Regions from separate parts of the Homo sapiens genome. Here all the other regions are linked to region 3. A link is a loop called in an ENCODE intact Hi-C map of the cell type or tissue named here. Cell type or tissue: GM12878. All regions are shown on one strand. Each heading gives the region's core, and the rest is flanking DNA. Links, peaks and the distances in the headings are about the cores only. Region 1 overlaps KATNAL1 (katanin catalytic subunit A1 like 1). Region 2 has its middle 41 kb from the start of LINC00385. Region 3 holds the start of LINC00384 (long intergenic non-protein coding RNA 384).

What was found. A loop is a pair of places that touch in the nucleus more often than their neighbours do. Peaks named below come from ENCODE experiments on the same cell type or tissue, not always from the same donor. Only the 100,000 strongest peaks of a DNase experiment are listed, where the experiment ranks them.
Region 1: a loop joins it to region 3, with 2.4 times the contacts of the local background. A loop is called at or near these places in 6 of 110 quality-filtered maps.
Region 2: a loop joins it to region 3, with 2.0 times the contacts of the local background. A loop is called at or near these places in 2 of 110 quality-filtered maps.

The regions. Positions count from the first base shown.
Region 1 is chr13:30,237,197-30,247,609 of GRCh38, reverse strand. It overlaps KATNAL1 (katanin catalytic subunit A1 like 1), which reads left to right. Exons shown (of 11, transcript NM_032116.5): 5 at 6,524-6,651; 6 at 7,045-7,150. LOC102723381 (a long non-coding RNA gene) reads right to left here. Exons shown (of 4, transcript XR_007063741.1): 3 at 6,288-6,356; 4 at 5,693-6,002. Among named protein-coding and RNA genes, the nearest start is that of KATNAL1, 65 kb to the left of the region's middle. In GM12878, for the core only: no CTCF peak of the experiment used is centred there; a DNase peak (open chromatin) is centred at 5,899.
Region 2 is chr13:30,189,755-30,200,167 of GRCh38, reverse strand. No RefSeq gene overlaps it. Among named protein-coding and RNA genes, the nearest start is that of LINC00385, 41 kb to the right of the region's middle. In GM12878, for the core only: no CTCF peak of the experiment used is centred there; DNase peaks (open chromatin) are centred at 6,147, 6,627 and 7,667; H3K27ac peaks cover 1,621 bases.
Region 3 is chr13:30,143,085-30,153,497 of GRCh38, reverse strand. LINC00384 (long intergenic non-protein coding RNA 384) reads left to right here and starts at 424. Exons shown (of 2, transcript NR_138041.1): 1 at 424-464; 2 at 1,349-1,612. RefSeq lists enhancers at 1-239, 7,044-7,473. In GM12878, for the core only: a CTCF peak has its summit at 5,929; a DNase peak (open chromatin) is centred at 7,337; H3K27ac peaks cover 2,423 bases.

The DNA.
Region 1 (10,413 bases), core at 1,166-9,165, 94 kb before region 3:
TGCTGACTGTGGCAAATTTGAACTTGCTGTTCTGTCTCTGTTTTACTATATATTTTACTTATTAATATATTGTGCCTCCTAACTTGAGTATATGCCTCATGAGGGCAGGGGTTTCTGTTTGGTTCACTGCGATATCCTCAGTGCTTAGAATAGTGCTTGGCACATAGTACTGGCAAATATTGTTGAAAGAACATACGTATTGATAGGTGTGCAGAATGATATGGATTCATAATTTCAATTTAAATGTATTAACACTCAAATGCAGGGCATGATACTGAAATTAGTAAGCACTGTTTGCATTTATTAACTTATTTTACTTTGTAAAATAAAGTCTTAAGAGTGGGATGCAATTTAGAAACCTTGTCTAACTTTTTCCTTTGTTGTTTCTCACACTGGGGTAAGAGTAGCCCAGGGGTGTGCAGCAGTATGCTAGGGTACAAAGTGGTTGAAAGCACTGATTCTGGAGCTGTATTCCCTAGGATCTAGCTGCGTGTCCTTGGGCAATTTACTTACCTTTTCTGTGCCTTGGTTTTCTCATCTATGAGATGGAAATAATAAGAGTACCTACCTCATAGGACTTTTAGGATTAATAAGAGAGTTAATATATATCCAGTGCTTAGAACAATACGTGGCACATTGTGTAGGCAGTATATGAGTTTTAGTTATCATTGTAACATGAAAGTGGGGAACTAACACAGATATGAAATAGAATTCAAAATCACTTTTTAAAAAAAGAAATAATTGCCATTCTAATTGTGTGAGATGGTATCTCATTGTGGTTTTGATTTGCATTTCTCTAATGACCAGTGATGATGAACTTTTTTCATGTTTGTTGGCCACATAAATATCTTCTTTTGAGAAGTGTCTGTTCATATCCTTTGCCCACTTTTTGATGGGGTTATTTGTGTTTTTTTCTTGTAAATTTAAGTTCCTTGTGGATTGTGGATATTATTAGCCCTTTGTCAGATGGATAGATTGCAAAAATTGTCTCCCATTCTGTAGGTTGCCTGTTTGCTCTGATGATAGTTTCTTTTGCTGTGCAGAAGCTCTTTAGTTTAATTAGATCCCATTTGTCAATTTCGGCTTTTGTTGCCATTGCTTTGGTGTTTTAGTCATGAAGTCTTTACCCATGCCTATGTCCTGAATGGTATTGCCTAGGTTTTCTTCTAGGGTTTTTATGGTTTTAGGTGTTAGTTTAAGTCTTAAATCCATCTTGAGTTAATTTTGGTATAAGGTGTAAGGAAGGGGTCCAGTTTCAGTTTTCTGCATATGGCTAGCCAATTTTCCCAACACCGTCTATTAAATAGGGAATCCTTTCCCCATTGCTTGTTTTTGTCAGGTTTGTCAAAGATCAGATGGTTGTAGATGTGTGGCATTATTTCTGAGGCCTCTGTTCTGTTCCATTGGTCTATATATCTGTTTTGGTACCACCATGCTGTTTTGGTTACTGTAGCCTTGTAGTATAGTTTGAAGTCAAGGTAGCATGATGCCTCCAGCTTTGTTCTTTTTGCTTAGGATTGTCTTGGCTATATGGGCTCTTTTTGGTTCCATATGAAATTTAAAGTAGTTTTTTTCTAATTCTGTGAAGAAAGTCAATGGTAGCTAATGGGGATAGCATTGAATCTGTAAATTACGTTGGGCAGTATGGCCATTTTCACGATATTGATTCTTCTATCCATGAGCATGGAATGTTTTTCCATTAGTTTGCGTCCTCTCTTGTATCCTTGAGTAGTGGCTCGTAGTTCTCCTTGAAGAGGTCCTACACATCCCTTGTAAGTTGTATTCCTAGGTATTTTATTCTCTTTGTAGCAGTTGTGAATGGAAGTTCACTCATGATTTGGCTCTCTATTATTGTTGTATAGGAATGCTTGTGATTTTTGCACGTTGATTTTTGTATCCTGAGACTTTGCTGAAGTTGCTTATCAGCTTAAGGAGATTTTGGGCTGAGACGATAGGGTTTTCTAAATATATAGTCATGTCATCTGCAAACAGAGACAATTTGACTTTCTCTCTTCCTATTTGAATCCCCTTTATTTCTTTCTCTTTCCTGATTGCCCTGGCCAGAACTTCCAATACTGTGTTGAATAGGAGTGGTGAGAGAGGGCATCCTTGTCTTGTGCCAGTATTCAAAGGGAATGCTTCCAGCTTTTGCCCATTCAGTGTGATATTGGCTGTGGGTTTGTCATGAATAGCTCTTATTATTTTGAGATATGTTCCATCGATACCTAGTATATTGGGAGTTTTTAGCATGAAGGGGTGTTGAATTTTATCGAAGGCCTTTTCTGCATGTATTGAGATTATCACGTGGTTTTTGTCATTGATTCTGTTTATGTGATGGATTACATTTTTGATTTGCGTATGTTGAACTAGCCCTGCATCCCAGGGGTGAAGCCAACTTGATCGTGGTGGATAAGCTTTTTGATGTGCTGCTGGATTCGGTTTGCCAGTATTTTATTGAGAATTTTTGCTTTGATGTTCATCGGGAATATTGGCCTGCAATTATCTTTTTTTGTTGTGACTCTGCCAGGTTTTGGTATCAGGAAGAGGCTGGCCTCATAAAATGAGCTAGGGAAGAGTCCCTTTTTTTTTTTTAATTGTTTGGAATAGTTTCAGAAGGAATTATACCAGCTCCTCTTTTTACCTCTGGTAGAATTTGGCTGTGAATCCGTCTGGTCCTGGGCTTTTTTTTGGTTGGTAGGCTATTAATTACTGTCTCAATTTCAGAACTTGTTATTGGTCTAGTCAGGGATTTGACTTCTTCCTGGTTTAGTCTTGGGAGGGTGTATGTGTCCAGGAATTTATCCATTTCTTCTAGATTTTCTGGTTTATTTGCGTAGAGGTGTTTATAGTATTCTCTGATGGTAGTTTGTATTTCTGTGGAATCAGTGGTGATATCCGTTTTATCATTTTTTATTATGTCTATTTGATTCTTCTGTCTTTTCTTTATTAGTCTGGCTAGCAGTCTATCTGTTTTGCTAATCTTTTCAAAAAACCAGCTCCTTGATTCATTGATTTTTTGAAGGGTTTGCTGGAAAGGATATGGAGAAATAGGAACGCTTTTACACTGTTGGTGGGACTGTAAACTAGTTCAACCATTGTGGAAGACAGTGTGGCGATTCCTCAAGGATCTAGAACCAGAAATACCCTTTGATCCAGCAATCCCATTACAGGGTATATACCCAAAGGATTATAAATCATTCTATAAAGACACATGTACACGTATGTTTATTGCAGCACTATTCACAATAGCAAAGACTTGGAACCAACCCAAATGCCCATCAGTGGTAGACTGGATGAAGAAAATGTGGCACATATACCATGGAATACTATGCAGCCATAAAAAAGGATGAGTTCATGTCCTTTGCAGGGACATGGATGAAGCTGGAAACCATCATTCTCAGCAAACTAACACAGGAACAGAAAACCAAACACTACATATTCTCACTCATAAGTGGGAGTTGAACAATGAGAAGACATGGATACAGGGAGGGGAACATCACACACTGGGGCCTGTTGGGGGGTGGGGGACTAGGGGAAGGATAACATGAGGAGAAATACCTAATGTAGATGATGGGTTGATGGGTGCAGCAAATGACCATGGCACGTGTATACCTATGGAACAAACCTGCACGTTCTGCACATGTATCCTAGAACTTAAAGTATAATTTAAAAAAAAGAAAAATAATGAGATTTCCAAGAAATTTTGCACTTTCCTTGGGCCATTGAAATCAGGCAACAGATGAATAAATTAGGCAAGTGAGAGGCAGTGGCTTTACAGGAAAAAGATCAGCTATAATTAAGCTTAGACATCCGTGTGACTATGACCCAGTGATTTTTATTACTAATTGGCCAGTAATTTCCGATGCGTGGTAGCTTACTACCTAATGAGTTGATTCGTCTGTTGGACAGAATCTATTGTTAGAAAATTCTTTCTTTTGCTGATCTGAAATCTATCTCTTTTGTTACTGGCCCTTGCTTTTTTTTTTTTTTTTTTTTTTTTTGGCTTAATACCTAGTAGGCCTGTTGGTTGTATTGCCCCATTAGAATTTACTTCTTCAGCTTAAATGTCTCTAGTTTCCTTGGTCTTCCTCCATATGACATGGGTTTTGAACCCTTTATCATCTTGATTATTCTTCCCTGGGTGTAATTTATCAGTATTTCTCTTAAAATGCAAGACCCAGAGCTAGTAACTGATCATGTTTTACTTAATCTGCCAGTGTGAGAGGTTGCATAGTAAAATGTAAGAAACATTTGCATTTTAGGGCAAACTATATCATTAATTGGCTCTGTAATATTTGGTTAGTCACTTTGAGCCTAATTTTCCTCAAATAGAAGATTATCCAACACTAATGAAAGATGAGTAACAAAGCTTTCTTGATATGGGAAATTTTGATGTTAGTAAAAAGAAGCTAAAATATTTTGCTTTCATGAGAAAAAAAGTATATCAACCTTCATGCTAAAAATCAAATTCTTGCTAATGTTGACCTTAGTCAACTCATATGAAAATCTAAGGAAAGAATTCTAAGATCATTTCAGTGACATTGCAGTTAGTAGTATTTATGTACACTTAGTAATATCTTGGAGAGGTTAGCTTTATTTCCTTTAACTAATAGTTTCCTTTAGGTATTGCATTTAATCTAGCTGTTTATATTTGATGTCTGTATTCTAATTTAAGTATTTTTTATGAAGAATAACTGTCACCCATTTTACTGATTTCCTGGCATAACCAAATTAATTTTAGTTTTCCTATGTCTGTTTTTTATAACCTCACCATTTTGATTTGAAAACGTTTCCAGAATCTTTTTTGTAGTCCTCGATCGGTATTCAAGTCTCATGTGTACCACTGAGAAACTTTGGGTTCTCGGGCAGGTCATTTAACTGGCCTATACACACACTTCTTCTTCAGTGTAGTGAGAGGCTTTTAGTTCTTTGATTCTCCTCCTCTACCCCGTCCTCTATAGGAGCCAGAAGAAATCCAAACTCACCTCTGCCCATATCTTCAACCTCTTTCTTCTGCGCAATACATTTTATTATACTGGCTACTCAGGTTTTTTCACAGCACTTCACAGTTTATGTGTGTTTTTGCTTTATTTACTTGTTACTCGTTTCCCCCACTAGACTAGATGCTTGATGAGGGCAGATAATGTATTTTCATTCACTGCTCTAAAACCTAATGCACAATAGCATGTATTGCACGTAGAAGATGCCCAAATATTTACTGTTTTTAAAATCCTATGATACTCCTATTACTTTCAGATAGGCATGCAGCTTTTTCTTTCTCCTGAGGTAGTGTTTATTAAGTTCTTTCCAGCCACTTGGACATTCATATTAAAATGAAATTTTAATTTTAACTTGATAAGTGTAAATTACAGTGCCATATGAAGGCTCAAGCTCCAGATATGTCAGTTTCTGTTGTATTCTTTCGTTGATACGTTTCTAGAATAGTTTTTAAATGATTACAGAATGTTCCTAGTGATTTGTTTGAATATGACTTGGTAGCCTTGGCCTATCTGTACTATAAAATTTGACTCTAGCCTAAGCTTAAGTTTGTTGATGTTATGTTTCTTGTGTAGGTGCCAAAAATTTACTCCTTTTAATATTGTCAGTATTGATATCTGTCATCTGGAATGCAAGAATCTTCGGGAAAATTTACTAATAAATTTAATGCTACCGCCATACTGCCCAGAAATAATTTATTTTTTTGGGTGAAGTACCAGAATACTGTTTGGTCACTTACCTAGTGGCTTGAAGGAACCAGAGCATCTGTCCAAGGGAGCCATTTAGTTTCCTCCAGCACTTATGATTGAGCCTTTTGACTATCTCAGAAGTGGGATTGGAGAAGTTTGTCTTGTTCTCTTGTCTCTTTTCCGGTTGAAGTTTAGGAGATTGACTCATTTTGACCATTTTCTTGTTTTGTTTTTACTCTAGGCAGTAACTGGGGCTAAAGCTCTGGGGAGGCACTTGGCTGTGCTTGCTGAAGTATTTCCATAGTTGGACTGTCTCTGGCAAATAAGTGAATTTCATTTAAAGCTCGTCAAAGCTGTGTGAATCTTGGCAGAACCCCATAGAAACCATAGCATAAAATTTCTTTTAAAACAACTATATTATTAAATGAAGAATTTGGGGTAAAGCATATTGCTTTAATGGTCTTAATACTATTTAAAAAGATCCTTCCACATTAATATTCAAAATGTTTTCTAGTAGTGGTGGAAATCCTCTGCGTCTACCAGTTCAAAGGTAGGCTTTCCCAGTCTTTTGGGATCTAGCAAGGATCAGTTTAGTCTTACCTGCATGCAACTGTTCCTGCAAGAATGTAGATTTGAAGTTTTTAATAAAGTTGACCAGTTCATGTATTTCTGATGAATTAAATAGAGGAGAATGGCATTTGAGTAATCAGAAAATACTACCTTAAAATAATAAAAATTATTTAGAAAGTGATGGCATTATAATGTTTTCAAAGCGTAATGATGTTAACTAAATTATCCATTACTGACTAGTACTTTTTTTTTATACCTATCCCCAGGGAAGGAAGAATATGCAAGATGGTGCAAGTGATGGTGAAATGCCAAAATTTGATGGTGCTGGTTATGATAAGGATCTGGTGGAAGCCCTTGAAAGAGACATTGTATCCAGGAATCCTAGCATTCATTGGTTAGAGTCTTTCAAATTATTGAATTAAAGTAGAGGAGAACACAAATTATAGGTTGTCTTGGTGTGTGAGTTTTCTCTTGTTATTCATTAATCTGATTATGACCACATCTATAATATGAAAGTATAGAATTGACGAGACAGTTCTGTCGAATGTAACCAAGGACATTTTACATGTTAATTTGAAGTTGATGTGTAACTGACAAGTTGTTAATTCAATGACATGTCCTCATTAATAACTAATGTTTTCACTGATCTTTTTATGCAGTAAGAATTAGAATAATGTTCTTACTATGAGAATAATTTCATAAGTAAAAAAAAATTAAAAGAATTAGTTTTGACCATAAATCAAAGATCCCTGAGTAAACATTATGAAAGTTTGCTGTTCTTTCAAAGGGATGACATAGCAGATCTGGAAGAAGCTAAGAAGTTGCTAAGGGAAGCTGTTGTTCTTCCAATGTGGATGCCTGACTTTTTCAAAGGGATTAGAAGGCCATGGAAGGTGAGAATTTATTAAATTGGTTTTGATATAAGAATGCTACTTGGCACTGGAATGAAAGGCAGCATTGCTGTAGTTTTTGATGTATTTAACCCATTTTGAAAAGGTTGGGAGAAGTTTATGTACACCCAAAACACCTGGATTTGAATTTGTAGTTGTGATGTGTTACATCTGCATAGCAGGAGAGATGGGCTTGGAGTGTTGAAACTATATAGTCTTTAGGTCACTTCACTCAGGGATGCTGAGCTAGAGATTAGTTTTAAGAATTTTCTGGATGTATGGTTCTATAAATAAAAAGTTAAGCAGATTAAGCAGAAATAATATATGGTCTTATAGAAGAAAGGTGTGATCAAACAGTTTTCAAAAGTTGGAATATTTCTCACTGATGGTTAATTATTTTGTTTTACTTGTCACTGACTTGAAAACAAATGTTTTTTCTAAAAAGAGGTCTTTAGCTGTGTTTTAAAAAACTACTTCTTGGCTGGGTACCGTGGCTTACACCTGTAATCCCAGCACTTTGGGAGGCTGAGGAGGGTGGATCACGAGGCCAGGAGATCGAGACCATCCTGCCCAACATGGTGAAACCTCATCTTTACGAAAAATACAAAAATTAGCTGGGCGTGGTGGTGCATGCCTGTAATCCCAGCTACTCGGGAGGCTGAGGCAGGAGAATTGCTTGAACCCGCGAGTTGGAGTTTGCAATGAGCCAAGATCGCGCAACTGCACTCCAGCCTGGCAACAGAGTGAGACTCCATCTCAAAAAAAAAAAAAAAAAAATCACTTCTGTATCATTACAAAATATCTGACTTTATCAATTTATTTTGTCCTTGCTGTGCTTTTGTAGTATTTATTGGCAAACTGGATTAAGAAAATAAAGATATATTTCTAAAGAATCTTTTTCCTGACCAAATAATTTTTTTCTGCAACAGTAGAATAAAATTCTTGAATAGAACTATTACGTTTTTTTAAAAGGTTATGTCTGAATTTTTTAGGGATTTGTGAGAATAGATTATTTACTGAAATGGGACAATAAATGTATTTTATTTATTTTTTGAGACTGAGTCTCACTCTGTTGCCCAGGCTGGTGTGCAGTGGCATGATCTTGGCTCACTGCAACCTCTGCCTCCTGGGTTCAAGCAATTCTTGTGCCTCAGCCTCCTGAGTAGCTGCAATTACAGATGCGTGCCACCATGCCCAGCTAATTTTTGTATTTTTGGTAGAGGCTGGGTTTTGCCATGTTGGCCAGGTTGGTCTTGAACTCCTGGCCTCAAGTGAACCTCCCACCTTGGTCTCCCGAAGTGCTGGGATTACAAGCATAAACCACTGTTTCAGGCCTGATAAATGTATTTTAAAGAATACATGAAAATAAGGAGACCTCAGAAATTTTTCAAGCTTCTAAAATTGGTCTCAAAATGTAAATTCCAGAATTTCAGAACTGGAATGAGTCTTTGAGATCATCTCAAATCCCCACTATTTGGCATACTAGAAAATTGAAGTCCAAATAGGTTGTGACAACCATAATAGACCTTTAGAAAATTTAAAATTCAATGTGTGTCAGCTTCTTAGGTTTATATGTGCCTTTCTGCGGCACACTTTCTCCTGCATTGTGTGATACCATTCCTTTATCCGTCAAGCACTTATTTAGCCCTGTTATAAACAGGGTTCCTTGTTTTTCAAGACATAGTCCCTGAGCTATGAGACATCCTAAATGGAGAGTTGGGCAGTTACATATAGCTTTCAGTGTTAGGCACTAGCAGAGCCTAATGGGTGGTACAGTCCACATGTGCTTGGAAAGCTCAGCAAAGCACAAAAATGACATGATTAAAGAAGGCTTTATGCTTGAGGACGTGGGATTCAAGCTACAATTTGTAGGGTTGTGAGGATTTCGCTATGTTGGAGGAGACATTTTGGAGATGTAGGAACTTAGAGGGGGATGAATGATGTGGGCAGTGGAATATAGTGAGAAAGTGTAAGTGTTTTTGGGAAATAGATGCATTGAAGTTTTGTAAGGAAGGCAGCATAGAATATTGGTAAGGGGTACAGATCCTGGATCCAGACTGGGTACATGTGAATTCAAGCCCTTTCCACTTATTCTGTGATCTTGAGCAAGTTATGAAACATCTCCATGACTCAGTTTCCTTATCTATAAAATGGGAATAATAATGGTTATCTCATAGGATATAGTGAGGTTAAAATGAATTAATGAGGCCTTAGAACTATGTAAATGTTGAAAATATAAATTAGTGGAAGATTCAAATGGGAAGGTAGGTTGAGGCCAGATTGTATTTCCCAGGAGTTCGATTCTTTTTCTGTAGGTGTTTGGGAGACCTCTTTGAGCAGGTAGGTAGCATAGTTAAATTAGTGAGTTGGGAAAAACAACCTGGTTGCAATGAGCACAGAAAGACGGGAGGCAAAGAGCACGTTCAGAAGTGATTGGCAGTAGTTTAGGCTTAAAATTCAAAGAGCCTGAATTGGGATGGTGATTATGAATTAGGAATGGAAGGACAGATGCTAGTGATATTTAATGAAGGAAGTTGGTAACCTTTTGGATGTAATATATGTGTCAAGAAGGCAGGGGCAAAGATAATTGGCTTTTGCCTATGGCAAAATAGTGATGATAACATAAATGTGGAGCTCAGGAAGGGAGAAAGACACTGGTTTATTGTTCTTGATGTTGAAAGTTCAGTAGGAGCAGGGGGTGCTTCTGGGGAAAGAGATAAGGAATTATTTTTGAGTTTTAAATTTTGGTATAATATTAATGTGGAAATGCACCAAGTTAGAAATACAGGGCTGAAGCTTGTGAGAGAGGTAAAAGATGAACATATTAAGTGCCTTTTCAAAAATACGTTATCTCTGGGATGAACTTTTCTCTAACAGAATAATATTGAGGTCCTTCTTTACAAGTTTTAAGATCAGATTATATGATTTTTATAAAGGCAACATTTAAAATTGTACTTAGAAAATAAGGAGATGCCCAAGAAATAGACTACTGTATTTTCAGTGCTGAAGTATATAAACATATGCTTGAATCACTCTTACATTGAGACTCTGTTCATCTATCCATTTATCATCCAGCCTATCTTAGCACTTCTCAGACTGCACCATAATTTATCCATATTTTCTAATAGATTAAAAGTCTCTTGAGGATTTATATGTGATTCCTGACAGATTCGACTTTTTTTCCTCAGGGCCTAGTACTTAGTAAGCATTGGATAAATTTACACTGGGTAAATACATATTTATTGAGTATTTACCTTGTGTCACAT
Region 2 (10,413 bases), core at 1,150-9,149, 47 kb before region 3:
TTCCTAGTTTTACCCATTCTAATATCTTCTTAAGACCTTCCCTGTAAGTTTTGAGAGACTCACCAGCAACCTACAGCATTGAGAGCTGAAATTAAGAGCAAATGACTTGGTCCCCTCATCTTACAGGTGAAGAGTTGAACCCATGAAAATTTAAAAATATATGTTCAAGATCATATTCTGACCTGGAAGCAGAACTTATATCTGTTTCTGATCTTGAAGAATGCTGCAGACAAGGCTTAAAGCAAGTCAGATGGCAGAACATTTGTTAAGGACCTTTAAGACTCTAGCAGATACCAATACAATTACCCGAGCTGATGATGGTTAAAAATAAGAAATGTAAGATAAGTTGACATCATAGGATTGGAACTAACATAATGTTTGTGCTAGATATTTTTATTTACTAAATTCATACATTAGCCCTAAAAGATATATTTATTCTTATTCTTTTTCTTCAGAAGAGAAAACTGAGGCTTATAGAGTGACTTGCTCTAGTTGAACGGCTCCTAAGAAGTGAAGAAGGATAGGAACCTAGGTCAGTTTGGTTCCAGAACCCATTCCCTTGCCATATTCTAAGCTTACTCTCAACAATGTTAAAAACACACAAAAAGCACTCAGTTTTTAAAATGTTGCATTCACCCATTTTTCTGAGGTTATGAATCAATTTTTAACCTTCCCTTTCTCTTAATGCTTTTTTGTCAGATTTTTAGGTAGACTACTGTGATAGGTTCTGTTTCAGAATTTATGTTAATAAGGCAAGAAAAGAGGGCTCTTTTGGGATTTAAATGCATTTGAGACTAATGGCTGCCGTTTGCTCTATCACAGTGCAAATATATACCTATTGTTTTTAAGGGCAATGCTTAATGAAATGAACTAATCATTTTAAGAATTCCCATGAATCATATTTGGGCCACCAACTTAGGTGACATTGAGCTCTAACAGTTACTTTTATTCCTGGGATCTCCAGCAGTCCTCTGCTGACTGGATGACAGCTTCAGAGTCCTTAGCTGGACGCATAGTTGTCATAGGGGCTTCACCAAGTCATGGATGGGGCTCATTGTTCAACTTTGAAGCACCAGAACAAAGTTAATTCTGAATGTTCAAAATACCATGGCCACACCATCTGAACACACCTAATCTCGTCTGAATATTCAAAACGTCTGTCAATTACTACATCTTAAATAATTTTTTAAACAAATAACCATGGTATGACCACTGTATTCCATAACAAAAATCCTAAACTATAGTGTTAGTAATTATTACGTAATTAGATGTGGATGAATTGAACTTCATTTGGGTTTTGTAAAATACCTCAAGCTATTTTCCAAACATTTTGAAATATGTTTTGTAACATTTCTCAAATATACTTTACTAAACATATTTCCTTTAATTTTTAAATCCTTTTTAAAGTGTTTGTTTAAGGGGAAATTTAATCCATATGTTTCTGATTCATTTACACTTATCAAAGTTGTTTCTTAAGAAGAATTAGCTTTCTAAGAAGCCTGAGGAACTCTTCTCATGAATTCTGTTAGCCCTTAAAAGCCTTTTTCCAATCAAAACTTTTTTCCCCAAAGATAAATAAATGTGGATGAAATGTTTTAGTTTGGTTTGCAATACAAAGCCCATATTTCAAAATCTAACCTAGTTGTGAATTTAGGATAATAAACTATTCTGCCTTTACCATAAGAATTCACCTCATTTGTTGCTCTTCAAAGCAACTAACTGCAAAGGGTTTGCAATAACTGTGCTCTCTTGAAAACGCAGAACACTGACATTCCATACTGTGTTCTCAAATTCATAGCAAAGGTGACAGAGGTGGGCGGCTGAGCAAACATATTAAACTAAGTCAGCTAGTTATTGGGGATCTACCATGTATGCCAAATATGTATACAGTACATAGTCACACATATACATACATGTGAAAATACTCATTTAAGGTTTGTGTGTGTTTACCTGTGCTTACAAATTTTAACAAAATTTATTTTGTATTTTGTATTAATTATTCTGAAGTGACTACAATTGTTCTCATCTCTATTTAGAAATATTTTTCGCCTGAGATTTAGTTCAACACGTTTCTGTTGCCTAGCAGTAGGTTTTTGAGAATAGCTTTTTGTATAGCCTTAATTGAACAGGTTGATTGCATGAAATCTTCTTAGCAAAAGTAAAGTCATCACAGTGAAGGTAAAAGGAACTATGTTGACAACTAATTGGATAGAATGTCATAAACCGCAGTGGATCTGGAAGAGATTTGCAGAAACGTAGCAACAAAAGAAGGGAGTTTGTTCAAGGCAGCTAGAAACCGCATTCAGAAATATTCGTGTTAAAAGAAAGGCACCATTTTCCTTGGTTCTCATTAGGGAATTGTGTAAAATACATATTTGTTCATCACAAGAAATAATCAGTTCCTATTTTTAGTGGAAACTTTTTCCCTGAGTTGTTTAGTATGGGATTATTAGACAATAAAAACATCTTTTGTGTACTTTTCAAAATATAAACTAATTTCTTACATATTTCATTAGTTCGCGCCATAGATGAATTCTTAGTATTTTAGGAAAAAACTTTCATGGTAATTCCTTTTTAAAACCAGCACTTAAAATTGTCTTTATTTAAATCAAAATGCAAAACCTCTTGCATTAAGGGAGACTTTTACCTTTTACTTTGTATTTTTTCATATGATAATTATTTACTTTGTAAAAGAAATATAAAATTATAAAAAATTTTTAAAGCAATATTTGTAGACATCAAATCAGTGTCTGCCCTTCTGTCTCCCAGAAGCCCTTGGCCTAAGTAAGAGTCAATCATAGCTCTTGACCCCATTTCATTTGACCCATAGGGCAGGATTGTGTTGACCACTGTCACTGTCACTCTCACCTAGGACAGTGCTCTTCAGGCTTTGTTAACAATAAAGTGTGTGTGAGTTACACACTGTTACTATGTTGGTAGTTTAAGGATACTTGTAAATTATAGTAGTGCTTGTATATAATTTATAAAAATCCATGAAATGTAGAAATATGGAAGACTATAATGTGAAGACACTGAAAAGTAATCTTACTGCTACAAAATCCTTCCAAAAAATAGGAGTAATATTTTCATTGAGAGCCATGACATTAAATATACTTTATTTTTTTTTAAATCTTAGGATAACAATTTAGGGACAATGATTTCATTTTTATTTCAATGCTTAGTTTTAATGACTGTTACAGCTAAAAGTGTAACTTCACAAAGGTGTGTAGATCCAAGTGGAAGAAACAGATTATTGGCTGCAATCTGAAGTAATGAGCTTCATTTTAAAATCATGCCCACTAAGCAGAAGTGTTTATTTGGCTATTTGCGTCTTTCTTGATGTCAGTTCTTGCAAATTAATTGAAAGGTTGCATTTTATGTTGAATGTTCAGAACCTATTGCACCTCTTCATTTGGAAGATTTTAAAACAAACAGGACAATTATTTTAAGTTGCACATATTAGAGTTCTTAAAAAAGAGGCTCAGTGTTTTTGACAACAAAATCATGTAACAATGGAAAAACATTTCCCAACATCACTTTTCTTTATGTAACATGGATTTCTTTCATATAGTAATTATTTTCTCATCCCTTTTTTAAAAAAAGAATAAAGTTGTAGAGTAGAGGAAGTAAGCATTTCATTTAACCTAAATATGTATATGAGCCTGTTTCTGTGCATACAGCAAAAATTTAATAAAACAATAGCTTTGCCTTTATTATATATGATACATTCTGACATTTTCTAATTGGTTTCATTTTGTAAAATTCCTGGACCTGCCCCAGGAAATTGATTTCATTACTTGTTAATGGTGGACAGCTTGCAATTTCAGACCTCCTCCTGGACTGCAGGGTGCCACTGGCTGCAGCCCTGGCCCTCTCCCAGCTTCCTCTGTGCGGATTACTCAGTGACGCATTTGATGAGTGGCCTGGTGAGCAGCAGCAGCCATGCCTGGTTTCCTGGCCACCTGGGGGCTCATCCTTCATGCTATTCCTGACAGGCCATTGTGAGTCTCTTTATCGTTTGAACCTGGCCAATCAGGTTCTCAGGGTCAGGCCCTGGGCATCTGCCCTCTCTCTGCCTTCCTCCCTAACCCTCAAATGCCTGGGGATTCTAACTATCCCAGTGGTGGTTTTCTTGATTTTGATCAGTCTAGACATGATAGTTCTTGAAAGATTTAAGACACGCTTAATTTCTGTTGAGTTTTTATTTCTCCTCAGTCTTAAAATTATTCCTGACTTCTAGATATGATATGAATATGTCACTGTTCATTCCTTTTTAAAAAGTCAGCAGTGATCCCTGTGCCAGTGTCAAAAACAGTTTCTCCATCTGATGTTAAAAACATCCCCTGGGGAAGGACCAGCTCACTGTGCTTCTTGTGCTAGTATAGGACATTTAGATAGCTGCCAGCTCCCTAGGGCAACACAGCTGCTTGGTGACCTCTCTTTGTTCCTGGAAAAGGAATAGGGCTCTTCAGTTATAGTACATGGTATTGGAATCGTTCAAGGGAGGACCAAGAGAGGAACAGAGACTCTTAGTCACTAACAGGAAAGTGTTAAGGTTTGAGAGTCAGACTGGAAGGAAGAATCAAGGAAGGAGAGGATCGAGTTTTCAAGGGAAAGGAATCCTTATGTGTTCTGCTGTGAGTGGGTGAAGAAGGTTGACAGAAGCCACAAATAGTTGGTCTTATTTGGACTGTGCCTCCTGTGGCCAAGGCACTGTTCCTGCTATTTGGCTAGATACTTATTGGCTATTTAAAACAGGCCTCTTTTGGATCATGAGATGTATTTGGGTATTGTGAGAACTTCAAGTCTGCAGTCAGAAAACAATTCTAGCCTCAGCTGTACCACTTCTAAGCTGTGGGACTTTGGGCAAGTTACTTATCCTCTCTGTGGCTGTGTTATCTCACCTCAAAATGGAGATGATAACAGGACCTTCCTTTGTAGGACCATTGGGAAGATTAAATGAGATACTGAATTTAAAGTGCTTATCACGGCACCATACAAACCCTTAATGTTAGCTGCAGTGATGTGCGAGGGCTGGTACATACCAGGCTGTCCCAAAGCCAACTGTGGAATGTTAAGGAATGTCGCAAGCCTTTCCACCGTTGATAGCTGAAACTGTAGCCGCGGTGAGAGGATTCACACATGGAAATTGGCAAACACTACACATCAGGGCTTTACCTATCCCCTATCCCCCTGGAAGAGTTAGTTTACCAGCGTATCACAGGTTAGCTCTTTTTATTTTTGTGGAGTTTTTTTCCCCACTGCAAGTAATGCGGGTCCACGTGTGTACCCTGGCTCTTTGTCGCTCCCTCTGAAAAAAGTGGATGCAGTGAGGGTAATACTCCTAAGCTTGCCAGTCGTTGTGAACAGGTCAGTCTGACTTTCAGTGAGCCATTTTTGACTCAAAGAGTGAATGGCTGTTTTGGGGTCTGCCAAAATTAGGGGCCCTTCTCTTCCCTGAACTAGACTATATACTCTGATACTTTTATCGCAGTGTTACAGAAGTCTTAGGATACTAGTAGTGGACAAAAATATTCCCCTTCCCTTTTATTCCCTGAGAAATACAGTCTGAGCTGTATCTAGGCAATACCCACACTGCCTTCAGACTTTTTCCGAAGTGGAGTTCATCAATCATCCAGGAGGCTCTGAGCCCCATGATTGGCATGGCTTACCTAGTGGCCGTGGTAGACATATGCGCATGGAGGCATTTTGCTGAGGGCTTGTGAGAGCTATTTGGCACCTTTTCCAGCAAAGGTGGGAGAGGAAGGAGGAGAAGAGGTTCTGTTCTCACCTATTTTAATACCCGAACCAAAAAATGGAAGTTGCTGGTAGCACTGAATTAGAACTCTTGCCTCATTTAGCACACTAATCATCAAAAGTCTCTATTTTCAATAGAAGCAAAGCATAATTTCTCAATAAAGAGGCACTTCAAATAGGGGATTTACAAACATTACACATTGTCTTTCCTGTTGCAGCTATGAAACATACCTTCTAGAGAAAATCACACAGATTTTGTTTACTTTGCTTAAGAATTGCAGACTAGAGTCATGATTTGTTAGTCTCATTTGCTTTTCACAAGAAAAAGCATTATATAATGTCCGAGGGTCTCAGGTTCCATAACGGGGACTTTCCCAAGGTCTTTCATAACGAAAGTTTCTGTGCAGCCCATGGGAGATTACACAGGGAGGGAGTCTGGAGACTCTCACGAGGACTTATTTTTGTCTATTCTAATTTGAATCTCATACAAGTATTTCTATAGGCCTATTATTTACACCTATATATCAGTCCAACTTACTGAATGCCAACAAATTTGAGACACAACTCCTGTCCTCAAGGAACTCATGTCCTGGTAGAGAAAGCCATGAAGCAGTCATAGGATACTGTGTGTGGTTATAACAGCATGCACCTGAGAAATGGTCTGGAGGAGGTGAGGTCAGCCACGTGCTGAAGCAAGCAGAGGTGTTTGCCAGGTGGCTAAGGAGGGAATATTAACCCAGGGGTGGGTGATGGTCCCCACCTTCCGGATGATTTACTGTATAGTTGCGTTTGCCCCTTAGCATGATTTCTTTGACAGCTGTTGATGGAGAGCTCTGTGAGGACGAGGAGCGCTCTCATTGTTGCCTCCTCCACAGGGTTTTGCAAGTTGTAGGTGCTCAAATCCCCGATGGGAAATGAGAACCTTAGCATACAAAAAAAAAAAAAAAAAAAAAAAACCTCCTTTCTTCACTAGGACCCTGTATGCAAAGCAGTTCCGAAGAGCACTGATAGGAAAAACTGAATTCACTGCATGATGACAACAGAGCTGGGATTCAAAATCAGCTCCTAAGCAGTAATCTGGAGCAAAGTCATTGTCTAGTCTGTGGACATGATCAAGATGCATACAAAATTCAATTTTCTTTCATATTTTGTAGCTTGAAGGTGCCTTATATTGATTTCTGTTTTTTGCTTTGCTTTGTTTTGTTTTGTTTTATTTTGTTTTGAGATGGAGTCTCACTCTGTTGCCCAGGCTGGAGTGCGATGGTGCGATCTCAGCTCACTGCAACCTCTGCCTCCCTGTTTTGAGCGATTCTCCCGCCTCAGCCTCCCGAGTAGCTAGGATTACAGGCACCCACCATCACACACGGCTAATTTTTGTAGAGATGGGGTTTCACCACGTTGGCCAGGCTGGTCTCAAACTCCTGACCTCGGGTGATCTGCATGCCTTGGCCTCCCAAAGTGCTGGGGTTGCAGGCGTGAGCCACTGCACCCGGCTGATTTCTGTTTACTGAGTCCCTGATAAAACTGCTTTGCTTGCTTTCTCAAGAGGGAAGGTGGCTGCCCCACAGCAGCAGGTCCTGCAGCCATGCTGACTTGGCAAAAGCATTCCTCTCAGTGCTTTAATATTTACCTGCCGTGGATGATGATACAGCTGCCGGTCACAATATCTTTTCAGTGCTACATTTCCCTCCATTTTTCCAGGCCCACATCTGGTCTTAGCCCATCTTGAAGTTGTCTATGAGGTAGAATTTGTTCCACTTGTGAACTGAGCCTATTTTGAAACTCAAAAGGTGCTTCCTAATTTGCAGTTGTATATTAGATTCACACATCTCAGATTGAAATTCGCACAATGTGTTTTGCATTACTCACACTTAATAGTAATTTCTTTTGGCTATTGCCCTCAGGCTGTATGAGAAAAAAATAGATTTGAGCTTTTTATTTTGACTGTGTTCACAGACTGTAAATCTAATTAGTTCTCTGGGATTTTTTCTCTTAAAGTCACAGGCACATTGCTCTCTGGACAAAGACTGATAAACAGGGGCAGGTTTAGGTAAGACTAACCATGTTCGTCTTACCTAAATTGTCCTGGCATTTCACTTGGAAAATTCATCTCTTTTTCCTGCCCTAATTTGCTGCATCAGGTTGATGTGTGTTGCCGGTAGATATGGTACCCACCTGTGAAATGGTGAGGAAAATTATGTCCAGATTAGGTAATGCTTTCAGATTCCTCTATTACAGATTATTGACTCCAGTGTTTCTCAGACTGAGCTAGAGAGTTCATTTGTTCTGGGAGAAATTTTTAAATGACTTGTGTTTTGATTCAGAGCAGCAACCACAAGAAATATGAACACAGTCTGGCCCATGGCGATGACCTCTCCGAATTGAGATTCAAGGTCACATGACTTGGCTCCAGGGATAGGACCAAAGTCTGCAACTTAGAGGATTCAGTAATTAAGGAGTGGCCTGGGTTTTCCAGATGATGAGTCCAGAGTCCTCCTTTGGCCGATTGAATTCTAACTGGAGATATGGTGAATGAGGGGCATGGCCATGACAACTGTGTCATGCCAGCCCCAAATTCCTGTGGGAAGCAGCTGGCACTACATATTTGGATAGTTGTGTATCATTGGTGTCCATGGTTCTTTTGAAATGGCAAGGCTTCTGCTGCCAGGAGCTCTCATTCTGAGGGTGTGTGTCGGTCAAGCCATCCCTGTCATTCTTTGTATCACATATGCCCAGTGAAGGGTGATGAGTCAGCCAGCTTCCTCTAAGTAAGACTGAGCTAATCAAATAACCCCAAGATCCCAGTGGTTTGAATGAAAAAGGTATTTCTTGTTCACATACATATGTCACCTGCAGTTCTGCTATGGCTGTGATTTTGCTCTGCGCATCATCTCATTTTGAGAACCAGGATGTCTTCAGTAATCTCTATTCTGGTGGCATAGGAAAAAGAGCAAGAGGGCTCAGCAACATTCAGGGGCTCTAAGACTTCTCTTCGATGTGCCATATGTCACTTCTGCTCGGGTTCCATTGGCCAAAACAAGTCATACAGCCAAACTTCCTGTCATTAGAACCAGGAAATGTTACTCTCTTTGCAAGGCTTCCCATGGCAGTGGGTGATGTGCCATCCTCTACCAGGGAGGGAGACTGTGTGGTTGAGAACAATAACACGCTCTACTCTGGGGCATCCGGCTCCTGTGCACCTCACAGCCAGCCAATTGCCCACCACTCTGGTTGACTGGGCTATTCAGTTTGAATTCCTGTTTTTCATTTACATTTTTTCTTATTTGGGAGTTTCAGAATTGGAAAGTCGGAAAGCTTTAGGGTTGGGTGGACATTTAGAGATCTTATCTAGTGCTCTGGCTTTTCTTTTTTCTTTTCCTTTTTTTTTTTTTTTTTTTTTTTTGAGACAGAGTCTGGCTCTGTTGCCCAGGCTGGAGCGCAATAGTGTAATCTCTGCTCACTGCAACCTCCGCCTCCCAGGTTCAAGCAATTCTCCTGCCTCAACCTCTCGAGTAGCTGAAATTACAGGCACCCACCACCACACCCGGTTCATTTTTGTATTTTTAGTAGAGGCAGGGTTTCACCACGTTGGCCAGGCTGGTCTCAAACTCCTGACATCACGTGATCTGCCGGCCTCAGCCTCCCAAAGTGTTGGGATTACAGGCGTGAGCCACCACCCCTGGCCTGCTCTGGCTTCTCTAGTAGGGGAACTGAGGCCTAGTGAGGTGATTGGCTCCAGATCACACAACAGGACTTCACTGCAGTACTTTCTTCATAACATCAGCTTGGGAAAATAAAATGTTAGAGAAGAATTGCTACTTTCCCAATTGGAAAATAAAATGCTCAATTGTTCCTGATATCTTACCCCTTTCTGGGAGAGAAATAAAACACAACCTGAGTGGTCAGTTTCAGAAGGAAAACTTGCTCACATTTTCCCTAAGTGATGGGTGTTAGGAAAGCAATCTGATTAAACTTTATTATGCATTTTGAGATTCTAGCATTTTATGTATCCTACGTACATAAGTCATTTTGACTTCCCCAATCTTTTCTCTCTCTGGCTGCAATTTCTAACTATCTCTATGTACAAAATCTATACACATAATGGTTTTCAACCAGGGGGATTATTAGAACAACTTGGGGAGCTTTAAAAAATACACATGCTTGGCCGGAAGCGGTGGCTCACGCCTCTAATCCCAGCACTTTGGGAGGCCAAGGTGGGCAGATCGCAAGGTCAGGAAATCGAGACCATCCTGGCTAACAGGGTGAAACCCTGTCTCTACTAAAAAAAAAAATACAAAAAATTAGCCGGGTATGGTGGCACGCTCCTGTAGTCCCAGCTACTCGGGAGGCTGAGGCAGGAGAATCACTTGAACCCAGGAGGCAGAGGTTGCAGTGAGCCAAGATTGTGCCACTGCACTCCAGCCTGGGCAACACAGTGAAACTCCGTCTTAAAAAAATGGCCGGGCGCCGTAGCTCACGCCTGTAATCCCAGCACTTTGGGAGGCTGAGGCGGGTGGATCATGAGGTCAGGAGATTGAGACCATCCTGGCTAACACGGTGAAACCCCGTCTCTACTAAAAATACAAAAAACTTAGCCAGGCGTGGTGGCCGGCGCCTGTAGTCCCAGCTACTCGGGAGGCTGAGGCAGGAGAATGG
Region 3 (10,413 bases), core at 997-8,996:
AAGTCCAGAATCCATTACATTATACTAATTATAGTAATAATGATAATAACAATTAAATGTGAGCCTTCAAAGGCAGGTCCCCTCCGGCAGAATCCATTAAGGAGAATGGGTGTAATTATTCGGGCAGTGGAGGCACAGTGCAATTTTAGGGGTGGTCAGTGTTATCCTGATAACAATCCCATTCTCTCCTCCTTCGTCACTGGCCATCTGGCCTTCCAGTGTCTTCTCCCCAGATCTCAACCATCTGTCCATCAATGTCTCACTAATTATTGCAAACAATTCTGTGTAAAATGAGAAGAAAGTAAAGGTTAACTTTCCCATTTTACAGATTAGTCATTGTCTTCCTGAACAAACAGTGAGGAAACCCAGGGGAGGTGACCCCTCAGTGAATGTATCCTACAGAAGAGCCGGATCTGGAACTCTGCTTGAGCAAGCCAGTGTAAAAATTACAACAGCTTACTGAGGTTTCTATTTTTCCTTATTTTTCTCTCTGCACTAAACAAACACACATTCATTGTGGTAAATCTGAAATACATAGAAAAGCCTAAAAGAAAAATCACCCCAAATCTTAATGTCTGGGATTAAACCTAATACCGAGGAATACCTTGTCCACCCAAGCTTGGTGGCTGATGTGAGTCAGGTCAGGAGGGATTGGGAGGTACAGTTCTGTCTTCACGCCCCCCTCCTGGAAGGCTGCAGACTTCTGGAGCTGCATCCATACCCATACAGCTCTAGAACCTCCGCCTGTGTGGGGTTGCGTGTCAAACACTGGAGCTTCTGGAGCTGCCTGGGCTTTGGCTCATTAGAACTCAGGGATGAAGTAGAAACTGTAGGTCCCTGCTGAAGAGCATCCAGTCTTTCCATTCATCCGTTGAGCATGCACCAAGGCATTGAGAGGATAGAGATGATGTTGTGAGGATACAGATAGAGATATAAAGAAGCTGTAGTCCTTATCTTTAAGCAGCTTGCAGACTAACTTGGGAAACAGATGCTTGAATGAACTAGTAAAACTGTGCTCAGCAATGCGCTTCATTTTACGGATGAGCAGAGGGAGGCAGAAATGCAACGTGGTTGTTAGGGTCTGAGTGCAGCAAGTCCCCATTTCAAGATCAAATTTCAGGTGATAGACAACCTCCAAGGTACCCCCCAATGACCCTTGATTTTTGCACCTCATATGGTCTCTTCCCACGCTGCATCAGGGTTGGTCTGTGAGGCCAGCTGATGTGGCAGAGCTGATGATATGTGACTTCCAAGGCTGGGCAGGAAAGGCATTGAGGCTTCCACCTTGTTTTGTGGATCACTTGTTCAGAGGGAAGTCAGCCAAAATATTCTGTGAATTCTCAAATAGCCCTGTGCAGAAGCTGATATTGAGAGCATGGAGGCTTCCTGCTAAAGGCCAGCATCAGCTTGTCAGCCACACAGGTGAGGCTGGGAGAGGATCCTCAGTCCTGATCAAGACTTCAGATGAGATCACAGCCCTGGCTGACATCTGACTGCAACTTCATGAGAGACCCTGAGCCACAGCCCCCAGCCCAGCCACTCCTGAATTTCTGGTCCACAGAAACTGTAAGAGATGTAAATAAATTATTATTGCTGCTTTTAAGCCACTAAATTTTAGGATGATTTGTTATGTAGTATTTGACAAAAAATACAGTATCTCTAGTTTCTCTCCCCCACATACACAGTGTTCATTTTGTGCCGTACACCAGGCTAAGGGATTTGCATTTGTAATCTGATTTAATCCTCACAACAGTAAGGCGGTAATGCCTATGAGGTGAGTATCAGTCTTATTTCCATCTGACAGATGAGGGTGCGAGGACGTAGAGAGGGGAAGGAGTTTGCTCAAGGTCAGGCAGCTATAAACTGGCAGTGCCTGCATTTGAAGTCAATGCTGCCTGACCCCAAAGCCCAAGCTCTTAACCACAACAGGTCTTGTGTTTTCTTGTAAATGCTCAGCCTAGGAAATATTTGTTGATGTTATATGCCACAGACACTGCCAGAGCCTGAGATACGCACCTGTCCCATGGTGCTGAGGGTGGGCTCTGGCAACATCATCGTAGCTAGTGGCCTCTCATTGAAGGCCCCAGGCCCCCTTCCTCATATCAGACCCTGCCTCCTTTCTCCAGATTCCAGGCTGCTGACTCCTTGGGTCTCTTTCCTCCACTGCTCCCTGACTGGCAGCAAAGAGACACAGGGTCTCAGCTGTCCCCAAAGACACACCCACAGGCCCTGTCTGTGGGAAGAGTTTTCTTGGTCACTGCCAGAGAACATGCTGGGAAAATGAAAATAAGCAACAGTGGAGAAGTCGTAAAGGTCACAGAAGCCCATAATGTTTCTGGAGTCCTGGTCCTTCACACAACATTTGTTACAAATCTGCCTTGTGCCAGGCACTTTTCTGGGCAGGCGGCGCAGATCGGCGAAGAAAGCAGACAGTGGTCCCACCTTGAGGGAGTTTAAATGGAGAGAGAGGGCAGTCAACAGTCATCTAAATTCGACAGGCTGCTCAGGGGAGAGTGCTGTGGAGGACAGGAAGGCGAGCCGAATGAAAGCGGCTGCGTGTGCTGGTGAGGCAGGACAGGCTGGGCATTGATCAAGGGGCTCATACAGAGGGCGAAGGGGTTGGTAGAGTGACTGACTGTCCCTGCTTGCCCAGGACTGAGGGGCTATGGGAGTTTTCATGTTAAAACCTAGAAAATCCTGGGCTGAGACAAAGCAGCCATGCTAAAAGTTGGTCAAGCAGATACTGGGGAAGATTGCCCAGGGAAACCGCTAGATCAGCCAGGGTTGATTTTGGCCCTGGGGGACATTTGGCAACATCTGGAGACATTTTTGGCTGCAAACCTTGGTGAGGGTTGGGGGTGCTATTGGCATCTGGCGGGCAGAGACCAGAGATGATGCTAAACTTTCTACAGTACACAGGACAGCCTTCTCCAATAAAGAATTCATTATTTGGCCCCAAATATCCAAGTTGACATATCTTGAGCTAGATTCTTGGTCTTTCATTCCTGATTCACTTCTGAAATTTCATTTGCCTTTTGCTTTCCCTTTCTTCTCCTGGGGGAGGAATATTTCTCTGGTCACACCTGAAGATAAAGGCCTTACTCCTCTTCCTTCAGAAAGTGCCTCCTCTCCAAATACCTCAGCACGGGGATGTGAAATGCAAACCCAGACAGACCAGCAGGGCCCTGCCTGCTGGGTGCTGTCCCCATCTCCCTGTGCCTCCAGCCCAGCCACTGCTAGTTCATCTTTCCAGTGAAAATCCTGTAGGTTCTCTCAGTGTCTGGCCACTCAGCAGCCCCTCCAATCTCTCCAGGAGGCTACAGGCACAAGCTGGATTCTCCCATGCAATAGGCCTATGTGGTCTGTGCTGGATGGCAGCCCTTCAGCAGAAAGTTCTGGGATGGTCTATGGACTCCAGCTTAGGTGACCAGGCTCTATGAAAGAGAGGGTGTATTGTATTGACCCTTTGTGCCACACTGGGAATTGGAGAAGTCAAGATATTGTCCTAGTCCCTTAGAAAATAATTGGGGCCAAGACTTCCTGGCATCAGGCATTTGGAAATACTCCAGGGTACCATGACTGACACTTGACCCCCATTCGTTTTACCTCTGACCAACCCCCGTGCTGCTGGCAGAGAAGGGAAGCTGGCAGCTAAGATGTCCTAAGCCACTGGCAGCCCAAGTCCTTTGCCTCATGGCCAATCTGTGAGGCAGAAGCTGGGTTTCGTAGAGCCCCAGTTTCCCTGGAATATTCTCAGATCAAGAGGGATTAGAATGTATTCAGTTTGCAGATTTTGGATTCTCTGAGGTCTTTATATAAGTTCAGTGAGGGCTGAGATCTTTTAAACATTTATCAATGAAACCCAAGTTTTTACCAAGCCTCTACTATGCCCAGCCCATAGTAGAGGCTTGGTAAAAACTTGGTGAACTGAGTATCATTAATAGACTGGAGTGGCCCCCTCCCATGCCCTGCTGCAGGATGCTCTGTCAGAGGCTTCTTCTCAGGCATATGAGGCTCAGGGACACTCATCCCTGCCTGACCTCCTCGGTGGCTGACTCGTCATCCCAGATCCTGATCTTGCTGTCCCTGCCTGAGCATGCAGTGCTTCCTGAGGTTCCCCTAGTCTTCCCCATTTCTGCATCACCAGGGCTGAGCACAGCCCCTGGCACATAGTAGATGCTCAATAAATATAGGTTGGTTGATGGAAGGAGTCAAGCTCTCCTTGGCTCTATACCAAGAGCCAACCTGCATGGGCACAGGACGTAGCTCTTCACTTGGACCTGGGGGATGAAGGACTGTTGGATTCGATCTATTTTGTACAAATCTGGCTTCCCAGAATGTGAAACATGAGACTGGCTCCCTGGCTCACCATCCGCCTGCCTCTTCCCATTGCCAGGCTGAGAATCACCACTGGTGACAAATGCTGGACGGCCTGGCTGACAAGTGGTCCTGCGTGAGCAAGGCACTGGCAGCTCTGAGTGCCAAGCTTTGGCTTCCTGTGCATTTGGGGCTGCGCATTTGGAGAAGATCCACCACTTAACAGAGGGGAGCTGCTGGAGTGACAAGCAGCATCCTCACGCCAGGAGAGCTTCCTGCCCAGAACGTATGGTATATGTCCAAGGGCTCTCAAGGTACCCGAAGCCATGCCAGTTGCAATAATTAAGCAGTAAGACCCAAGCGAATAGGTTTGCTGTGGCTGCATGACAGCCAGATGCCTGGGGTGTGAACTGAGGCCCGCCTCACACTGAAAACTGTCTTGTTGCGACTATAAAATCGTCAGTGACAAATGGAAGGAATGATCGTGCTGGTGATTTGGTGCTAACGTGGCAGCTCACTCCAAGGACTTCCACACGTCATCTCCTCCACCCTGACAGCATCTCAGGAAGGCAGGAAGTTGGCCCGACCTCTGCCTTCCACTATCCAGATGGACACCCGCCACCTGGGGCCTGGGCCTAAGCCAAGTGCCTCCGCATAGGTGGACTTAATGTTCCTAATCCCCTGCCCAAAGCCCCATCTTTGCCCCATGCTTTTCAGGCTATGAGTACCAGGCCCTGGGTGAGTCATTCTCAGATGTCATCTATGTCAAGTCTCATAGCAGCTCTACTATGTAGGGTTCTATTAGCCCCATTCCACAGGTGAAAAAACTGAGGCTCAGAAGTGTCAAGTTATTTACCCAGGCCACAGAGCCAGTCAGTGCCAAGGAGGGAGTGCAGCCCAGCTCTGCTGATCTCTAAAGCTTGTGCTCTCAACTACCACAATTTCCTGCCTTTTTTAAACAAACAAAAGTGGGCGTTATAACTGGGTGTTGTATTTCCTGTAACAAAGTACCCAAACTATAACTGGGTGGCTTAAAACAACAGAAATTTATTATCTCACAGTTCTGGGGCTGAAAGTACCAAATCAAGGGGTTTGCAGGGCTGTGCTCTCTTGAGGGCTCTGGGGGAGAATCTGTTTGCTGCCCCTCTCTTGGCTGCTGGAGTGTCTGGCAATCTCTGGGGTTTCTTGGCTCACAGCTGGGCAACTCCAACCCCCCATCTTCACAAGGCATTTTCATGTGTGTGTTTTCACAAGGCCATCTTTTTATCAGGACATGAGTTGCCCTGGACTAAAAGCCCACCCTACTCCAGTATGACCATATTTTAATTTAACTCGTCATATCTGCAATGACCCTATTTCCAGATAAGGTCACACTCAGAGGTAGCGGGGATTAGGACTTCAACATATCCATTTTGGGAGGCACAGTGTACTCTCTAACAGATGTAATAATAGTTTAAAATCAAGATGGAACATAAAACAAAGGGGAAGTAACTTTGACTTACAGCTGGATGGATGTCACACAACCCCTAAGGGAAAGGCATGAGAGGTGGTTTCTTCCTTGGACTTTGCAAACACAAGTGCCAGCCCAAGGCTCCCCAGGGCCCTCTAGGGGAGTCCTGCTCAGAGCCAGGCCCTAGAAAGACTTCCTCAAGTGCCTCAAACCTCCCAGTTCTGCAACATCTGCTTGGGTTAAATTTGATGTATTGGCCATTAGCCGCCTCCCCAATGACCCCCTCCCCATGCCACCCCCTAAAAGTAACCCAAAACAAAACAACAACCTTATGATGGCCAGGATGGCTGTATAAACGAGTTTGAAGAGAAGAAAGAGGGTGACACACAGAGATTTCTCAAGAGCAGAAGGGAGGCAGAGACAGGCTGACTTATTGTTGGTGATAGAAATTCATCTTATTAAGGAGTAATGAACGGTTTTGCTTGGGAATTAATCACCAAAGCCTTCTCCCTGGAGTAAGAAGAAATAGAAAATGCCAGAATAAAGGCGTGCTGGAGAGGCTGTGATGGCAGCTCTAGCAGAGGCTCCTGATGGGGGCTGCACACTGAAATCATGTAGGGGGGATTTTAAAAAGACCCATGTTCAGCTACGCCCCAGACTGATGACAGCAGAATTTCTGGGGTGGGACTCAGGTATCTGTACTTTTCTAAAGCTTCCTAGGTGATGCCAATGTGAGGCCCGGGTTGAGAACCACTGAGCTAGAGGGTCGCATCTAGCTCCTTGACCTTCTCCACCGTGAGGCAGGGGCAGGTGGTAAGAGCAGCCCATCTGCCTGTCACCCTGCCGAGCCTTCCGTGTATTTCCTGCTCAGCTGGCATCAGCCAAGTGGACACTTCTTTCTGGGGTCTTTCATTTCTTAGCCCTGTTTCCTCTCCTCTGGTGTTGGGGTGAAATGAGAGATTCTGGAAACTTTGGTGAGATCATTTTGAGTGTCTCTTCTATATAGAAAGACCTATACCAACTGTAAAAACAAATTTTTTTTTGAGACAAGGTCTTGCTCTGTTACCCAGGCTGGAGTGCAGTGGCATGATCATAGCTCACTGCAACCTCAACCTTCCGGGCTCAAGTGATCCCTCCATCTCAGCCTCCTGAGTAAGTGGGACAGTGGGACTACAGGCTTGTGCCACCATGCCCAGCTTTTTTTTTTTTTTTTTTTTTTTTTTTTTTTTTTTTTTTTTTTAGACACGGGGTCTTGCTGTGTTGCAAAGCAGCTCTTGAACTCCTAGGCTCAAGTGATCTTCCTGTCTTGGCCTCCCAAAGTGTTGGGGTTGCAGGCATGAGCCACCATGCCCAGCCTAAAAACAGACTTCTACTGCAAATAAATTGGTACAGCAGCCTTTCCTGAGCCTTAAAGCATTCCAGTTCCCAGAGGGTAGGGGTTCAGCATGATATGAGACACAGTGAGGCCCAGGTGTGGGTGAGTGTCTGTTTCATTCCTTACTTGGTGATAAACACAGTTGAAAGCTTGATGGTTTCTGTTCATATCAAAATGTCCTCGGGTCAAAACAAGAGTAAAGCGAGTGTGTCGGAATGTCCCTGGTAACAAAATGACTGTGTCAAATTGACGAGAATCCTCTTGAGAGAGGCCTAGGGGACAACTGGAGGCCTGAGTCGGAAACAGCCTCTGCCAGGGGGCCGCTCAAATCCATATCCTTCTGCTGCTGCATAGACCAAGCTTGTTCCCTGCGATCTACCTGTTCTCGCTTGAGTCTATAGCCACATTGAGATAAATTGCACAATGGATGCTGATCGGGGGGATGTTTTGAGAGCTGGGTCCATGCCAACAACTCCAGAGTAAACTGAAGGCAGCCAGCTGGGTGGGCACAAGCCTTCGTAAACCAGATCAGCTGTGGCTGCAACAGAGTCTCTAGGGGTCATGAGCAGCCTCATTCATACCAAGGAAAACCTCGGGCCACATCTGGGCAGAGGTTCTCCCCAGACCCCCCACGGCCCCCGTAATGACAAATACTTTTTGTCATTTGTAACTTTCCTTTATTTTCCTGAAATAGATTTTTAAAAAATCCTTATATTACTCTAACATTAATATAAATAGAAACTATAAGGAAAGGAATTGATAATAATACATTCCACTTAAAAAAATATAAAGGCTCAGGCATGTCTAACCAGACAACCTAACAAGGAGCTCAGAAGCTTGGACATACGTGTAAAGTCACTATGAATGGGACCACAAATGCAGACTGAACTTTTCCAATCACAAGTCGGATGCCATGAGCGGAGCCGCTGTTGACATGTATTTCTGAAATTGTGAACAGCTCTTGGGAGGGTTCTGAAATAAACTTGGTAGTTGCACTTCTGAAAATTTCAGTTTATATTTAAACAGTTCAAAAATGCTTCGTGTTTTTATGTAAAATGCAGTTTGTTTCTAAGCTTAGATGATTGTAAACATCAATATCCCAAGGACTCGAGAAAACTCTTCATTGTGTGGGTGGTCCCTCACGTTTCAGGACGTCTAGTGTCCCTGGTGACATTCCTGCATTATGGCTTCTAGAAATGTCTCCTTCCCCAAATGGTAGTTCTGTCCCCGCTGGGAATCAACTTACATGGATGGTGAGTCTTTGCTTCCTAAACCTCAGTCTGGCGAAGAGCTTGGTGCTCGACCTTCATTTCACCTTCTTTTCTTCTTCCTCTTCTTCCTTTTCTCAGAGGGCACCAGCAGCTCTCTGGCTTTCTTGGGGGTGGTCAGCTCTTCACTCATGGTGGTCTCCTCACTTCCCTTCCCTGCTGCAGTGGAGAAGGCTACTTTCTCTTCCAATGACCACTGATTTTTATTTGATTACCAGAAGACAGCAGATCTTGTCTTGAAAATCTTGGACCAGTTCCCCAATGCTGTGCTAGACAACTTGTGAGTGGCACTCCCAGATGTCACAACCAACAATCTCCTGAACACCTTCTCCTTCCAACTCAGCAATTACTGTTAGTTCTACTATCCTTAGGTCTAGCAGTGTAGAAGTGTTCTTCCCCTAATTTCTCTGAAATAGACTAAATAGTGGACATGAAATTTCTGCGTGTATAAGAATGACCTAGAAAGTGTGCATGAATTTCAGATTCTCAGGGCTTGCCCCCAGAGATGTGAATCCAGTGAGTGTGGGAGCCTGCATTTTTAACAAGCAGCTCCAGCCTGCACTTTTTGAGACACTGTCTGGTTCTGCAGATGGGTGTGGAGGTGATAAGGTCTTCATCAAAATAGACTGGGAGGGGTCCACCCCGGTAATTAGGGACTCCAAAGTGGATATCCACTTAGGGTCTTGCACCTTGTCTGGGACACTAATACACATGTATATGGCACGGGGGGTGGTGGAGGTCTGTGGCACAGACTTCTATGCATTCTCCCCTCCTTTTAGAACTTACCTCAGTTTTTTGCTGGGCACAAGACAGTCTGCCTGTATTAAAGACTACATTGTCCAGACTCCCTTTCAGCTAGGCATGGCCATGTGACAGAATTGTGGCCAATGGAATGTAAGCAGAAGTGGTGGCTACAACTTCCAGGAAGTGGAAGTTTAAGAAGAGGGGCTGTGCCCTTTTATTTCCTTTCTCTTTCCTACTTGCAGGAATAGGGTGTAGATACCCTAGGAGACCTCAGGAACAGAAGACACAGAAGATCTGCTGGATGGAAGCAGCCTGGGTCCCTGGCTCTGCAGTCTCCATAACTGCCTGGGATGTACTGACCAACTCCAGCCTTTGAGGGAATATTAGAGAGACAAAGACTTCCATCTTGTTTAAGCCACTGCTATTTTGTTTTGATTTTTTCAGTGACTCATAGTTGAAGCCAAAGTTTCCTAATACTTTGTCTCAGCTGAAAATGAACCAGCGCTCGGCTTAGGATTTAGCTGTCAGGAGAGCTGCCCAAAGGGTCTGAAGTTCCTTCTGGGCAATTGCTTCCCTTAAAGGAAGAACGCGGTCTCTCCCCACCCTGCACCCCATAGGAAGAGTGTCTGTGGCCATCAGTTCCCTGGCCACATTTCTTCTCTGTCCCTGCCTTTCCCACAGTTCACACACCCTAAGATTGAGTCTGGGGTCAGGTGGCTGGGGGTGATGGTGGAGGTCTAGATAAGCAAACCAGGCAGAAGAAAGGGGAGGGGTGTCAGGTGCTTCTGGCATTGGCTCAGGATCTGAAGACTTTGATGCATCAGCGGGGCCCAAGCTTCCGGTGAAAATGGGGTGCCCTTCCCAGATCCAAGGAGGGCCCCAGTGCCCCTGACACTCCCTTGGAGTAGCCTCAGGACAGCAGCCACTGCTTGCCAGGAGCTCACAGCCTCAGGAACACCAGCAACAGCAGGAGCACAGGAGTGGGAGGAGTCCCAGTGGGCAGCTTGGGGTGCTCCTGAGGGCACCTCACACATCCTTAGAGACCCTGAGAAGTAAGCCAGGGAGGCCATTCCAGGCCCTGCAAAACATCAGATGGAGCCGGGGCAGGAGGGACACCCAATCTCAGGGACGTGGCTTGGGGAATGCAGGCCCCTTGAGAAGCCTTGCTGGGTCTGTGTACAAGCTGGTCTGCCAGGCCACATGTGGACACCCCCCTGTGGAGGACGCGCCCCGCCAAGCTCTGCTCCAGCCACCTTCCC